Regions from separate parts of the Homo sapiens genome. Here region 2 is linked to region 1. A link is an interaction called in ENCODE POLR2A ChIA-PET data of the cell type or tissue named here. Cell type or tissue: GM12878. All regions are shown on one strand. Links, peaks and the distances in the headings refer to the core of each region. The heading gives the core; the rest is flanking DNA. Region 1 overlaps BCAT1 (branched chain amino acid transaminase 1). Region 2 overlaps LOC124902897.

The links. ChIA-PET counts read pairs that join two places held together with the same protein. Peaks named below come from ENCODE experiments on the same cell type or tissue, not always from the same donor. Only the 100,000 strongest peaks of a DNase experiment are listed, where the experiment ranks them.
Region 2: POLR2A ChIA-PET joins it to region 1 with 6 read pairs; 2 of 35 experiments call an interaction of 5 or more read pairs at or near these places.

What each region holds. Positions count from the first base shown.
Region 1 is chr12:24,940,007-24,947,329 of GRCh38, forward strand. All of the region lies in intron 1 of BCAT1 (branched chain amino acid transaminase 1), which reads right to left. Among named protein-coding and RNA genes, the nearest start is that of BCAT1, 5.4 kb to the right of the region's middle. RefSeq lists a silencer at 2,929-3,098. In GM12878, for the core only: no CTCF peak of the experiment used is centred there; no DNase peak of the experiment used is centred there.
Region 2 is chr12:24,737,605-24,744,927 of GRCh38, forward strand. The region is part of intron 1 of LOC124902897; the gene reads left to right. Among named protein-coding and RNA genes, the nearest start is that of BCAT1-AS1, 79 kb to the right of the region's middle. In GM12878, for the core only: no CTCF peak of the experiment used is centred there; DNase peaks (open chromatin) are centred at 3,105, 3,817 and 4,967; H3K4me3 peaks cover 442 bases.

The sequences.
Region 1 (7,323 bases), core at 1,493-5,492:
ACAGTGAAAAGGCTCACGGTAACTTTCTTTTTATCTCTACCTGAGAGCTTACTGGTTCTTTCCTCAATTGTTTTCTTTTAATGTCATTATTTTTTACGCCTAATGACTATGCAAATGACTTCCACTCTTTGTAATCACAAACAATGCTGCAATAAATAATCTTGTTGATAAGTCATTTCACATGTGTACAAGTTAATATAAGGCACTTTTAATTAAACTAAATATTAACAATGATGTTGAATCATTAAATCTATTGCAAACTATGCAGTTACGTTAATATGGTTAAAACAATCCCTCATTTCAAGCTTCGAAGTGTTGTCCTTGAATATCAAGTGGTAGACTAAAGTACTCCTGTACATACTGTTCTAAGAACATTGATCAAAAGGAGGGAAGGTGCCAGTTAACCAGCAAATACAACATTAACACACTCAGTTATTAAGGGGCATAAACTTTATTGACATCCTACATCTATATATTCATGGAACTACTGACAATATTAATAAAATATTTGCTCTAATGTTATTGAATTTTTAAAAGCCAGTTTAGTTAATATCATGCTTTATAACCAAGTAATGGTTATATGTTATATGATTAATGTTATATGATTTCTTTTAAATAAGCATAAAGAATCATGGAAAACTATCAGCAGAGCCAACCATGAATAGTTGATGTGTATAACCAAAAGAAAAAGGAAATCAGTTATCAGGAGACTTTCAAAAGTGAATATAGTAGGTGCCAGAACTCTCCACAGGGAATTTGAGAAGTCCTATTTCTCGAGGCATTTAAATGGAATAGAACTGAAAGCTAGAAAAATAAACTCAAAAGAACAATCCTTCTTCAGCAGAAGTAAAAGCCCAAAATGACCTAATAGATTTTTTCTTTCAAAATTCTAGGATTCAATGAACACTGCTCTAAGTACCTCTTTTGTTGGATTTGTTTGTCAGGGTATGCATTCATTAGTTTGCTTAAAAACTGCATTGTTTGCAACAAAGAAAAACATGTTGAACAGTATTGGAATTGGTTAAGATTCCCAAACACATGACTTTGTTCTATATTCTAAGACCATTCCAAGGATGTTTCCCTTTGCATACTGCCTTAATCTGAAAACTAGTGATTGAACAGGCTGGCATTACTGAGTTTGTTCATTACGATTTTTGTGGTGTTCAGTTTATATTCCTATGTAGCATCTTTTTGTATGAATTTTCCTACAATCAATTTAAAATCAACCAGCTATGTGAGTTTTCCAGTAGACATATATAGCAGCTATATGAGTTTGGCAATGGGCATTAAGCTACATGAGTTTGCAGCTATATGAGTCTGGCAATAGGCATTAATAGCAGCTATATGTGTTTGGCAATAGGCATTAAGACCGTGTAAATACTTTACTGTTCTCTGTGTTTTTATAATCCTCTGTCTTTTGGAAGTCAATTAAAGCTTTAACTTCAAAGAAATCCAAGTGTGGAAAGATGTATGTGCCATTCAAAAACAGAGAAGTATAAAACAGAATCAATTAATCTGAATCTTGAAAGTCCAGAAATAGGCTCTCGATTTAACTCAACCAATATCTGTAAAGCACCAACAATGGTGCAAGGTTCCTGCCATGGTAGAAGAAAAGGTAAGTGCAGAGGAGTTGCAGCATATGATCAATATCTTTTTGGGGCAAGGTTCATGCTACAACAGAGGAAAAGGTAAAAAGCACAGTCGAATTAAAGCATTGATCAGTATCTTATTTCCTGACTTCAAAATGTAAATCTATGCATACCTTCCCACCTTTCGCCCATGTTCATTCCACTGCAAAAACATGATCACTGTTCTCACAAGGTGTCTGGGGAGTGGGCTGCATGGTGAGCAACATGGTGCAAATTATAGATAGGATGGAGGGAGTTAAAAACCAGTAAATGCAAATATAAGAACACATTTTGAGATAGATCAAATCCTCTCTTATGACTAGAGAAATGCATGCACATAGAAGAGGTGTAGGTAGATTTTAAACGGTCTCATGCACTAAACTAAACTCAGGAGACAATGGAGAAGCCATAGATTTTGCGTGGTGGAATGACATCGAACAGCACATAATGAAAATTAAGCTTCAGACCAGTTGGGAGACTTTTGGAATAATTCAAGCGAGAAGTAATGAGAGCATAAACCAGTATGCAGGGCAATGGGAAAGAGAGAACCTATAGATTCAGAGAAGACAGAGTCCACAGGACGTGGTACCTGCTTGAATATGTGGAATAAGAGAATAAGAAAGAAGTAAAAGATGGCTGGCTGGGCATGTAATCCCAGTAGTTTGGGAGGCCAAGGCGGGCGGATCACTTGAGGTCAAGAGTTCTAGACCAGCCTGGCCAACATGGAGAAACCCCGTCTCTACTAAAAATACAAAAATACAAAGCCAAGCGTGGTCGTGGGTGTCTGTAATCCCAGCTACTCAGGAGGCTGAGGCAGGAGAATTGCTTGAACCCGGGAGGCAGAGGTTGCAGTGAGCCAAAATCACACCACTGCACTCCAGCGTGGGTGACAGAACAAGACTCCGCCTCAAAAAAAAAAAAAAAAGATGGCTGGACTTGGGCCAAATATACACCCTTGTTACAATCAGCTGTGGCTAAGGTGGAGTCACCTGCAAAGAACATGGCCATACTGGCCTTCTCCTTTGACAGGTACAACAGGTAGGGGAAGTTATCTAAGTGGGAAGTAGGAAGGCTAGGCACCCCAAACTCCTACACTCCACTAAGAAATTGCATATTAACCTTGGCTAAGAAAACACCCACACACACTTCCAAACTAGTTGAAGATCGAAGAAATTAGGGTGCATATGGTATGAACCGAGTTCTATTCTGTAACTATACACCTTAGATCTTGATGGGATGAAACAGAGAAGAAAGTGATAACTTATGTGCTGTGAACAAACAAACCATTGGTTGTTTATCTCTTGAACTAAAAGTGGAGATTTTCAATATTCAAATGGCAGCGTGAAGCTTCTGCTTATATAGTTTCATATCTCAGCTGACTGCAAAGGCAAGAGCCAATAGCCCTCCACTGCTCTGAATAACTAAACCATTTCAGTCTTTTCTACCTGTCTTCCATGCTATATGCACTCTATTGTCCTGGCTTTAATAACCAATAATTTAGATATAAAACTTTGTGTCTATATGTGTTTGCACATTTTGCAAAAGATTGGCCATACTTTTCATAAGATTTACAAACTGGCCCAGTGCAGTGACGGATGCCTGTAATCCCAGCACTTTGGAGGCCAAGGTGGGTGGATCACTGGAGCCCAGGAGTTCAAGACCAGCCAGTGCAACATGGAGAAACCCCATCTCTACAAAAAATACAAAAATTCACCGGGCGTGGTGGCACATGCCTGTGGTCCCAGCTACTCAGGGAGCTGAGGCAGGAAGATCACTTGAGCCCAGGAGGTTGAAGCTGAAGTGAGCCATGATTGTACCACTGCACTCCAGCCTAGGTGACAGAATGAGACCCTATCTGGAAAAAAAAAAAAAAAAAAAAAAAAATTTACAAAGTGGTGTCAGACCCAAGAAAGCCTAGAACCTGGAGAGATCAATAGCACAATAGACTAGGAGTCTGTCTACTTTCTCATTTTGCTCTTTTATTTGTATTATTTATTTATTCTTAAGCAATTCTAGTAAGTTTTCTGATGCTTTCCTTAGAAGAATGTTTTCAGTTAAAGTAGTTTGAGGCCGGGAGCGGTGGCTCACGCCTGTAATCCCAGCACCTTGGGTGGCCGAGGCGGGCAGATCACGAGGTCAGGAGATCAAGACCTTCCTGGCTAACATGGTGAAACCCCGTCTCTACAAAAAATACAAAAAATTAGCCGGGCGTGGTGGCGGGCGCCTGTAGTCCCAGCTACTCAGGAAGCTGAGGCAGGAGAATGGCGTGAACCCAGGAGGCGGAGCTTGCAGTGAGCCGAGATCGCACCACTGTACTCCAGCCTGGGTGACAGAGCAAGACTCCGTCTCAACAAAAGAAAAAAAAAAAAGTAGTTTGCATGGCATTTAGAAAATGGAAAGCAAAAGCACCAATTAAGCAAGGAAGTCTTGCCTCAAACCTGCATGTGTTTCTTCTATAAACACCAGCACTATTCTTATAAGTGTACAGAGCACTCACCGACACTGAAAACCATGGAACCCTGAGTCATGTATTATGCTTCCCCATGTAGACTTCGCAGCTGTCTTTTAACTCTACCTTTTATCTTCAAAGTTCAAGGAAACATTTATTATGATTTCAAATTCCTGAACTCACATCTAGTCCTAAAGTCAAAACAATATAACTTGGTATCTAAATCAACTGAAATGAAATGAAATGCACTTGGCAAAATCACCCTTTTATGTAGTGGTGGAATGCTAACAACTGCCCTGTGACCATCCTGTGCAAATCCACCCTTGGCCTCATCCCAGGATATACCCAAACTTCGTCTCAACTGTGTCTCTTTGTCAGTCACGTTAAGAGACAGCTGTGGAATGTTTGGTCTAGAATATCCCAACAGGTGCTCCTTCCGTCTCAACTTCTATGGAGTCAAATAGAATTTGATCTGTAATCCTATGTCCCAGGCTTCCTAAGTCTTCCTAAAGCAGATATCCATTTATAGTCAAAACAGCAAAAACAGTTCTCACACTGAGGGATAAACCGTAAATGCAATTGATGAAACATTCAAATCTACACACCGAAATAAAGAACTGACAAATGAATTTGTTCTTTTTAGATTAAAGACTATTCTTAATGGAACTAGCTGAGTTTTGCAAGTATTTCACAACTTTCAATAAGAAAGAGCCATATGTTTTTCAGTATGACTTCAGTTTATTACTTGTAATTTCCTCTATTTTTTTCTTTATTGGTCTTCCCTGTTTCCATTCTTCCATTTTCCTGTATTTTTGGGACATAACTGTCTCTTTCTTTTAGAGTTTGTTTTTCCCATTAATTACTGAACACAAGAAAAATGTTTTGCAAAATAGTCTTTCCCACCAAAAAGGTATAACAGTAGAAAAACGTTTATGTGACATGCTATGCTGTATTCATAAGGTAATCTAATTTCCAAGCTATTTTAAGGATATGAGTACTCAATTTTTAGGGGAAAGATAATTTAGCTTTGTGGACTTTAGAGCACAAATTATAAGCATAGTTGAAACTGATACCTGAACCTGGTGTTCCAGAAAAGACAGATTCTCCTTTGCGTTCACCATTGACATTGTGAGTCACTGACAAGGTCTTATGATGAAACTGTTTACCAATATTTGCAAAGTCATGTTTATGAATAAAAGCACCTAAATGCTTAATTTTGAAACATTTAAAAAATGTGAGTTGCACCTCACATTTATTTCTTGGCTGAACTGCATACAATCCCATTGCAGTGGCCTTAGTTGAATGGACAGAGGCTCAGGAAAGGCCAACAGTAGGAACATTTACCATATGTTAGGTGAAATGTATAGACCAGTTGGACAGCTGTTAAGGGGATAATGTTACAATACAAAAGCTGCCTATATTTTTGACAGTAAAATGAGCAGATCAGCCATAGTTTCCTCCTGTGCTCAAAAAGAATGATAGCACATGCCTGTAATCCCAGCACTTTGGGAGGCCGAGATGGGCAGATCGCTTGAGGCCAGGAGTTCCAGACCAGCCTGGCCAACATGGCAAAACTCCGTCTTTACAAAAAAATACGAAAATTAGCTGGGCATGGTGGTAATCCCAGCTTCTCAGGAGGCTGAGGCACAAGAATTGCTTGAACCTAGGAGGCAGAGGTTGCAGTGAGTAGAGATCACTCTGCGGCACTCCAGCCTGAACAACACAGTGAGATTCTGTCAAAAAAAAGAAAAGAAAAAAGAATGATAGCATCATATAGAAAGTAGAGGATAGCTGGCACAATTATGTCTATCATGGAAGGTCCCAGATTCTCACTCTCCAGTATAGCAACCAAACCTTCCTGAGCATAAGGCTGATCATGCCACTGGGTTTCCCTGGGGTGGGCATCTGTTATTTAAAGAAACTGTGGTTACCAACACTAAAGGGAAATAAAGAAAGTTCTTTATTTTCCAACTTCCTATACCAGTTGAGAAGAGGCCATTTAAAGAAGCTGGCAACCTGAAACCCCAAAAGATGTAACTAATACAAAGGCTCAACATAGCTGCCATTTAGAAACAATCTTTCATTTATGCACAGGAATAATTTACTCATAAGCCCAGCCCTCTCAGTTAGGTTAATAACACCACTATCAGTTTTCCAGCTGTTTACTTCCCTAGCTTTATTTCTAGACATGAGAAATAAGGAACAAAATATATAATTAGGAAAACAATTGGAATGTCAGCCTACGGACAAAACTGAGACAAAATTTATATAAGTAGAGAGTATATTGAGGTCAAATTTGAGGACTGCAACCAACGAAACACCAAATCAAGTTGCCCTGAATATATACAGCAGTTACAAGTGGGTTTTTAAAAGAAAAAAGAGGCAGTTTCTAAGTTGAGAAGAATTTATATTAAAATAACATAAACTATATAAACTATTGATAGGCTAAACATTGTTTTTTTGTATCACAAATTCCAGGAACATAATGAGTGAGGCAGTTAGTCAGGAACAAAATGTCTTTAAATAATTACTCCTGCGCATGCGTACGGGGGGACGTGACTGAAGTCTCACACTCCTATCTCTCTGGGCCTGATAAATTGTGTAGCCTTCACAAAGCTCAGATCGCTCTGCGCTATTTTTCTTTTTTCAGGGAGTTGCACAGCTACTGACAGAAAGCACATCTTGGTTTTAGTCCATAGTACAAAACTCAATTGTGATCGAATGTTTTCAACTTCCTTTCATAATAAGGTTTTAAACTCATTTCAAATAATTAGATCTGGTTCTAATGAGCTGAAAAGCAAGAGAAATTCTTGCGTAAAAAAGGAAAAATATTTTTCCCCTTTTCTCTCTGTAGTTCTGAAATCCAGTGAAATTACTCATTACTGAAACTTATCAGATGAAAATATTGGCCAGCATTAAATTCTTTTCCTCCCCAACCCCCACCTCTTTTTTTCCTTTTTCTAACCACCACCCTTTTGTTAGGCCAGCTTAACTAGCTTTACATCTCTGAGCCTAGCCTGAGGGGCCACATCCTGTGTCTGGAATGTAAAACCTCTCTCCCCACTAGGCCTCCCGTCTTCCCTCCACACACACACACACACACACACACACACACACACACACACACACGGACTTCCCTTGCCTCCAATCCCATTTACATGTGTATCATTTTTAAATCCCCATCTAAATTTATTAAGTCATAATACTCACTTACCATTTTTGTACACATGCTACTCAGTGTATATC
Region 2 (7,323 bases), core at 2,005-6,004, 200 kb before region 1:
ACTCTAACTATTATGCTTCACATGAATCAAAAATCATATGCTAAATTTTGTTCCAACCACAATCACTGCACATTAACAAAAGATAAAAAGAAGGCCCGAGATATCTGAGAAATAGGATCCATTTACAAGTGCATTTCTCTGCCTGCTGCCATTGAAGCGTTCTTCTAAACATTTTCTGCTGTCTTTGTGATAATGCTCAGATCTAGAAGATCTCTGTTTTCAACTGGGGGTTGTGAAGGAACACACTCATTTGTGCACGGCAGGGCAAGCAGGGGTGGGCTGCAGGAAAGAGGAAACCCACATGTATTGAGTACCTACTATTTACCAGCTAGATGCCTTACATATGTGATCTCATTTAATCTTCAAAGTGTGGTTTAGATAGTTAGATCAATAGATGGACAGACAGATGGATAGATAGACTCAATTATTAGAATTAAATGTTAGTGAGTTTCAACTAAAATAGCTCACTGTAGTGGGTTTAATTTTTTTCAAAGCCAGGATGTTTATTTTTTTTAAATGACAGTTTTGAGGATATAAGAATTTCCCACTATTATAGCCACATAAACCTAAGGCATGTTGCCAGAATCATCTACAAAATCAAGTATAAAACTAGAGCGAAAGAAAACCTAAGTTCTATTTCTCTTTCTTGACAGTTTCCTCAACTAGGAAATGATGAGATTGGTGTAAATCTCTATGGTACATTCCAACTCCTGCAGTCTAAGATTTTTACATGATAAAGTGAAAGGATAAGCTAAAAAGTTCAGTTGTTTGTATAAAGCAAATCTAAATTAGCCAGGTCTAAGGTTATGTCCACATAATGTCACCTAATCAGTTGAAAAGTGAGTATTTCAGCCAAACCATAGATTTGTTATTACATAGTGGACCAACGGCAGTACATGAGAACCATACTAACAAAATGCACTATTCTGCAATTTTTAAAAAGACCAACACAAAAAAAACTATGTATGTAGATATGACCTAAGATTTCTGAGTTTTCTCAAGTCCCACAGTCTTCTTTCCAATAATAAACAATACCCCAACAAATTCCCTTCTAGGAGCGCAGTGGCCCTGGATACCAAGTGGCATTTCCTGTGGATTCTTTTCCTGGGGGAGGCCTTTGAACATCAACATTTTGAGGTTTCATGATGTTGAATGAACCTCATTGAATGCTAAGGCTTAAACTGATCTTAGTCTAAGTGTTTCTTTTTACAGATGGGGAAACTGAGGCTCATAGCCTCATTTCTTATCCTGCAGTATAGCATGAATTCCAGCAATGTTGGCTACTACATTTTGATCCCTTTAAGATAATTAATTTTCTTAGAAAATATTAAGTGCCCCATGCTGGAAATATTAAGTGCTACTTAAGATTGGAGCCAAAACTACCAACATTTTCTCAAAAGAAAAACATCTTTTCCATAAAGACTAGAAATAATATGTTGCAGTGAGGAAAAAAGATGTGGAAAGAGGAAACATAATAAAAAGAGGGGATTTTTTTTTTTTTTTGGTGATTTTGATAAATTTTTCATCAGGTGATTTGTCATTTGTTGAGCTGTAGGCAATAGAAGGATAATTTCAGACTCCCCTAGGCTTCACATTTGATTTGGAAGAAACCAAAATGGACTTTTAAAAAAATAAGTTTCTAAAAGGATACTTTGTTCTTTTTCTCTGAAGTGAGTCCAAAATCAACAACAACAAAAATGGAACTGTTAAGGATGGAATGTCTTAATCTGGATTAGTTTAGTCACTGTTTAATTCAATTTAATTTAACTCAACAAAGTTTTATTGAGTATGTGATATGTGTAATGCACTATCTTTTGTATTTTCCTGTCTCATGACTGTGTATCTCTGAACTTCAGAAGTTAGTCAAATGAGAGGTGGCAGGGTGTGTAGATTACAGTTTAGGATAATATTTGGCCCTTAAAAACTAAACTCCACTTTCCTGACTGGCTAGATTCTAATGGGGATGTCACATTGGAGAAATATTTGGCAACACCAAATGTAAGTCAGTGTTATTACTTACATTACATTACTCACACTTTACTTAGTTAATGAGCCCCACGTACTCAATATTCCAGTGGGATTATGTATACGTGTGGGTGGGGGTAAGGGGTGCCCCATTCTCTTGGTTGCCTCAGAACTATAGTTCCAAAGCTACATCCAAAGTATTTAAACAAGAAATACTACAATAACTTCATATTAATCTATCCAGAGCAATCCTTCCAGAGGTTTTATTGAAAAGGGCCCCACCTTTATAATAGCAGAAACATCAACTGTCTTCCCAGTTTACTCCTCTCAAGCAAGTGGTAACTTCAAAGTCTGAAGTTTTAACCCAGACATTACTACAGCTGAGAACTTTACATTCCAGTCACTGTAAATTTGGATTTACAAATATAAACAAAAAGACCAGAAATGCAAATATTAAATTTCTTTTAGTTCTGAGTTTGCAAAATTGATGCTAACAGTCTATAGAAATTTTGTATTTATTAACATAGGTGAGAAAAGATTTCCATGAGTTATTGTATTACAGTTTTGCATGTAATTGTTAACTCCCTAAATATTAATATTTGTGTAAAGTGTTAAATTTACTTAGCATTTTGTTCCCCCTAAGACATTCAAAGACTTTACAGATATTAGCTAATTAAAACTCAGCCCATTACTGAAATGCAAGAAGCCCTAGGAAGTATAGTCCACAATTAAAAGATGCAGAGGGCCAGGCGAGGTGGCTCACGCCTGTAATCCCAGCACTTTGGGAGGCCGAGGCGGGCCGATCGCTTGAGTTCGGGGGTTCGAGACCATCCTGGCCAACGTGGTAAAACCCCGTCTCTACTAAAACTACAAAAATTACAGGGCATGGTGGTGTGTGCCTGTAATCCCAGCTAATCAGGAAGCTGAGGCAGGAGAATCGCTTGAACCCGGAAGTTGCTGTGAGCTGAGAGCGCGCCACTGCACTCCAGCCTGGGCGACAGAGCAAGATTCCGTCTCAAAAAAAAAAAAAAACAAAGCAGAAAAAGAAAACCAGGAAGTGATGAGTCATCAGGTCCAACAATAAGCAGATGGCATATTTTAAAGATGCTTGGGACCAAAGGGAGAGAAGCCACAGAGTTTCCTGTCCCCACAGGTTCAAGAGTTCATTCTGGAGTAAGAGTATAGAGAGGAGAACTAGTCTTAACAGTTCTGGTCCTTTCTAACACAGAAGATAACAGAGGAAATCCCATTCCAATCTTACCAGCACTCTCAGCCAATCCGACACAGTGCTGTGGAACCACCCATCCTGCAGAGACAGAGGACCCAATTGTAATGATGGCCAGCTTTTGTAAAAAGACTTTCTATATTATTTGTTTTTGCACTACAGTTATTTGTGCATCATGAAAAATAAACTGCAGAGTCAAAAAAAAAAAAAAAAAAAAACGCCAAATCTTGGCTCTGCCCCCTACTAACTGTGTGATACGTAGTCACTGCACATAAAGCAGGTTCAATTCTTTTATCTGAAGAATCGAGATAATAAAACCTATGTCACTGCATTATTATGAGAATTAAATGGTAAAATATAAAAGTGGTTTAGAACTTAATGGACTCAGAAATGTTTTTCTTTCCAAAATGGATCTTTCTGTGGGTAGGGTGGCGGGGGTAGGGTGGGTAGGAGTTGAAGGTTTGTGTTTGTATAGATACGTTGTTTGCAACCGAATTCAAATTTATCTGAAAGATCCTACTAGAGCTCCGGTTATTTTCGAAAGTCAAAAACTAGGTCATTAGCAACTCAACTTGAAACTTTCTTTGTTAGCATTGCTACTAATTGAGAGGTTATCATTAAGCACCATGGCTCGGTTCAACTGGAGCTCAAACAAAGGGGAAATTTTGAGCAATTACCCAGGACTCGGTGTCTAGAACCCAAAGTCAACTTATGAAATGCTTTGCAAACAATGAAGCATTAAGAGGAACTCACTGCCTCGGTAGAACCTGCTCTTGTTGGTACCAAGGGACAAAATGCAACTCGCTGCAGTATCCAGACCCAAAAGGGTTTTCTCAAATGGACTCTATCTCTTGAGTCAAAATTGTTTTTGCATGTCACTACACTGCCCCATCTCATCTGGCTTTTCCACGTCTCTTCACAAAAAAGAAACTTTTGACTAGAAATAAAACACTCCCAAATTGCTTTTTCCTTTACCAGGACTAACATAAAACACAATTATAATGGAAAGCAAGAGGGAGCACCAAGAAAGAACCAAATCTTTAATTTTTATTTTTTAATTTTGACATAAATCTCAATTTTCTGGTTCTTACAGGAATTAGAGGCACTTGAAAATTGTAGGGGGAATGTAGAAGTCCTAGGCTGACAACAAGAAATACATATTTCTTGCCAAAAATGTCTTCAGAAAAATGAAAACCAACATTCTGAAATTTCCCAAATATCTATTAATATTGATTGCAATTTCTGATTGCAATGAAACCAAACATAAAAATCTTTCAATGGCCCCACAATTAATCTTCTTTCTTCAGGACAGATACTCAAACAAAATGAAATAACTATTTAGGTTCAGCCTGTTCAATGTTCTGATTTAATTCTGGTTTATTAGTTTAAAAAAACAAAAAAAACCCATGAGTTTAGGTCTAGCTGAAACAAGTTCCCTAGGTTTTCTTTGAAAGATTTTAAGCTCAGTTCACAGTTGAGTTAAAAAGTAACAAGAAAGTCAGGGTCATATTAGGTTTATCAAATCCTACAGTTCTTAAGGTTTGGGACTGAAAGGTGCTTTCAGGCCCAATCTTGGCTTCAGAGACCCGGGAGGTTCACTTGGGTGGACAAATACTGAGACAACAGGCTGAGTTTTATGCAGTACCTTTTAAGTAAGGAATGAAAAGGGAAGCAGCCATCTGCTTTGTGAGAAATGAAGGAAGTGCCCCAGTCCCCTGCAATTCAATCTGAGAAGTCACTGCAGTGTGGCTTCCCCCGAAACTTGAGTTCCTGGCAGTGGAACCAATAGACCGTGGGGGTTGGGTAGGGGAAGAGCAAAGACAGTCAGTCTCCTCATGTAAGCCAATTTCTTCTCTTTACAACTCCTCCCACTTTACTCAAGGCCAGTCTCCCAAGACGTGCACCCATACACCCATCTGTGCTGTCAGGAAGAGGTGTCTCCCACCTCTTCCTCACCTAACTCAACTTAAATGTCACGTCTCAGATAGGCTTCTTTGACCATCTCTTTTGAAATTTGATGTTCACATAATACAGGTTCACGTCTTCCTGTATTTTTCCTTTATTGCTCTTATTAACAATTGTAGGAACCAGGCTTGGTGGCTCACACCTGCAATCCCACCACTTTGGGTGGCCAAGATGGGCAGATCACTTGAGTCCAGGAGTTCAAGACCAGCCTGGGCAACATGGCAAAACCTCGTCTCTACAAAAAATACAAAAATTAGCCGGGTGCAGTAGCCTGAGCGGGTAGTCCTGGCTACTCGGTTGGCTGAGGTGGGAGGATTGCCTAAGCCTGGGAGGTTGGGGCTGCAGTGAGTGGTGATCCTGCCACTACACTCCAGCCTGGGTGATAGAGGGAGACCCTGTCTTTAAAAAAAAAAATTATAGCTACACAGACTCTTGTGTGGTTATGGCTCATGGTTGGTTTCCTTCACTAGACTATTCATTCTATGAGGCTAAGAAAAATAAGTATTTTTTAAACTTCTATTCCCAGCCCCCAAGCAGAGGGTTTGGTATATAGTAGATGTCCATTAAATAATTGTGGAATAGGTAGCTCTCTGCTCTCAAATATCAACCTCATCTTTTGATTGTTTTTCCCATATTCAAGTCCCATTTTATATTCTAAATACCCTTGGATGTATTACACCTTTAGCAATTAGCAGAAATAATTAAAAATATCACTTACTGAGGCCTTAACATGTGCTGAACATGGAACTCAACACATCATTGACCTGTAATCCCAGCACTCTGGGAGGCTGAGGTGGGCGGATCACATGAGACCAGGAGTTCAAGACCAGCCTGGCCAACACAGTGAAACCCTGACTCTTCTAAAAATACAAAACTTAGTCAGGTATGGTGGTGGGTGCCTGTAATCCCAACTACTTGGGAGGCTGAGACAGGAGAAATGCTTGAACCTGGAGGGGAAGGTTGCAGAGAGCCAAGATCATGCCACTACACTCCAGCCTGGGTGACAGAGAAAGATTCCGTCTCAAAAAAAAAAAAAAAAAAAAAAAAAAAAAGACATCATTGACATTATTTCATGGAATTTTCTCAACACTGTGAAGTGTGTAAAATTATTGCTGTGTTACAAGTGAAGAAATCAAGGTTGGATTAAGCCTAGAGGGGAAGTACCGCTTGGCATGGAAGAGAGAAAGAAGGGTTGGTGAGGAGCATGGAGACAGTGAAGGTAGGAGTGTGCCAGCGAACATTCCTTATGTCATAATCCCCCAGTCAGCCCCGTCTATACCACTTAAGAGCAATGCATATACCATATGTGTTGCTGCTGTCTGCAGCATTAAACATATATTCCATAGTTGAATCCCTTTTCCTGGTGCTCAAAGGAAAGAGAAAATAACAGATCAAAGGAGAATGCTGAAAAGATATTTGACTCTCTGGCCCTTATTGTTTAACACCTTTTAAATTTGTTTTTTTCTTCTGTGTCTATAACACTGGAGCTAAGACATGGGTGGCCAGAATAGATAAGCCTCTGGCCCTCTTCCAATCCTATGATTCTACAATTCTATGTTGCCATAATAATTTCCACTATATTCTGTCAATGTGCTCTCACTTCCCTTCAGACAGGATTTATCTGGCAACTGAAGTTGGTCCTGACAACATCTTAAAATGCCTAAACTGATGGTGTCTCTAAGATTTTTCTAACCCCTATTTATATACCGTCAAGACAAATATGCAGGAATTCGGCAATCAGAAAGTTGATTTCCACCATTGTGACAGCCACTGTTTTTTAACGTTTCATTCCCATTCTTGAAGCAATGGTGGGAAGCAGCTCCTCTGGAATTTGTCACGTAGCACTTCAGCTCTTCCACGACAACTGGTATGCACAGAAGATTGCAGAATATGCCTTCCTCCCGTGCCAAGGCATCACTCTCCTCCCTTTCTCCTTGTTAGTCATTTGTCGGGTTCTGTAAAACTGCATTGATAAGGTGCTGCTTTAAAGGTGCCAATTATCTATTTTGTTGTAGTGTAATTTTTTAAGAAAAGGATGCTGCTAGTTATCCTCTTCTTGATGTTTAGAAGAGTCTCAGAGGGTTTTGACTAAGGGGACTGTAGTTATTTTGGTGTAACTTGCAGTTGTTCGGTGAGAGATAGAGTTGAGGTATGAAGACATTTGAAGA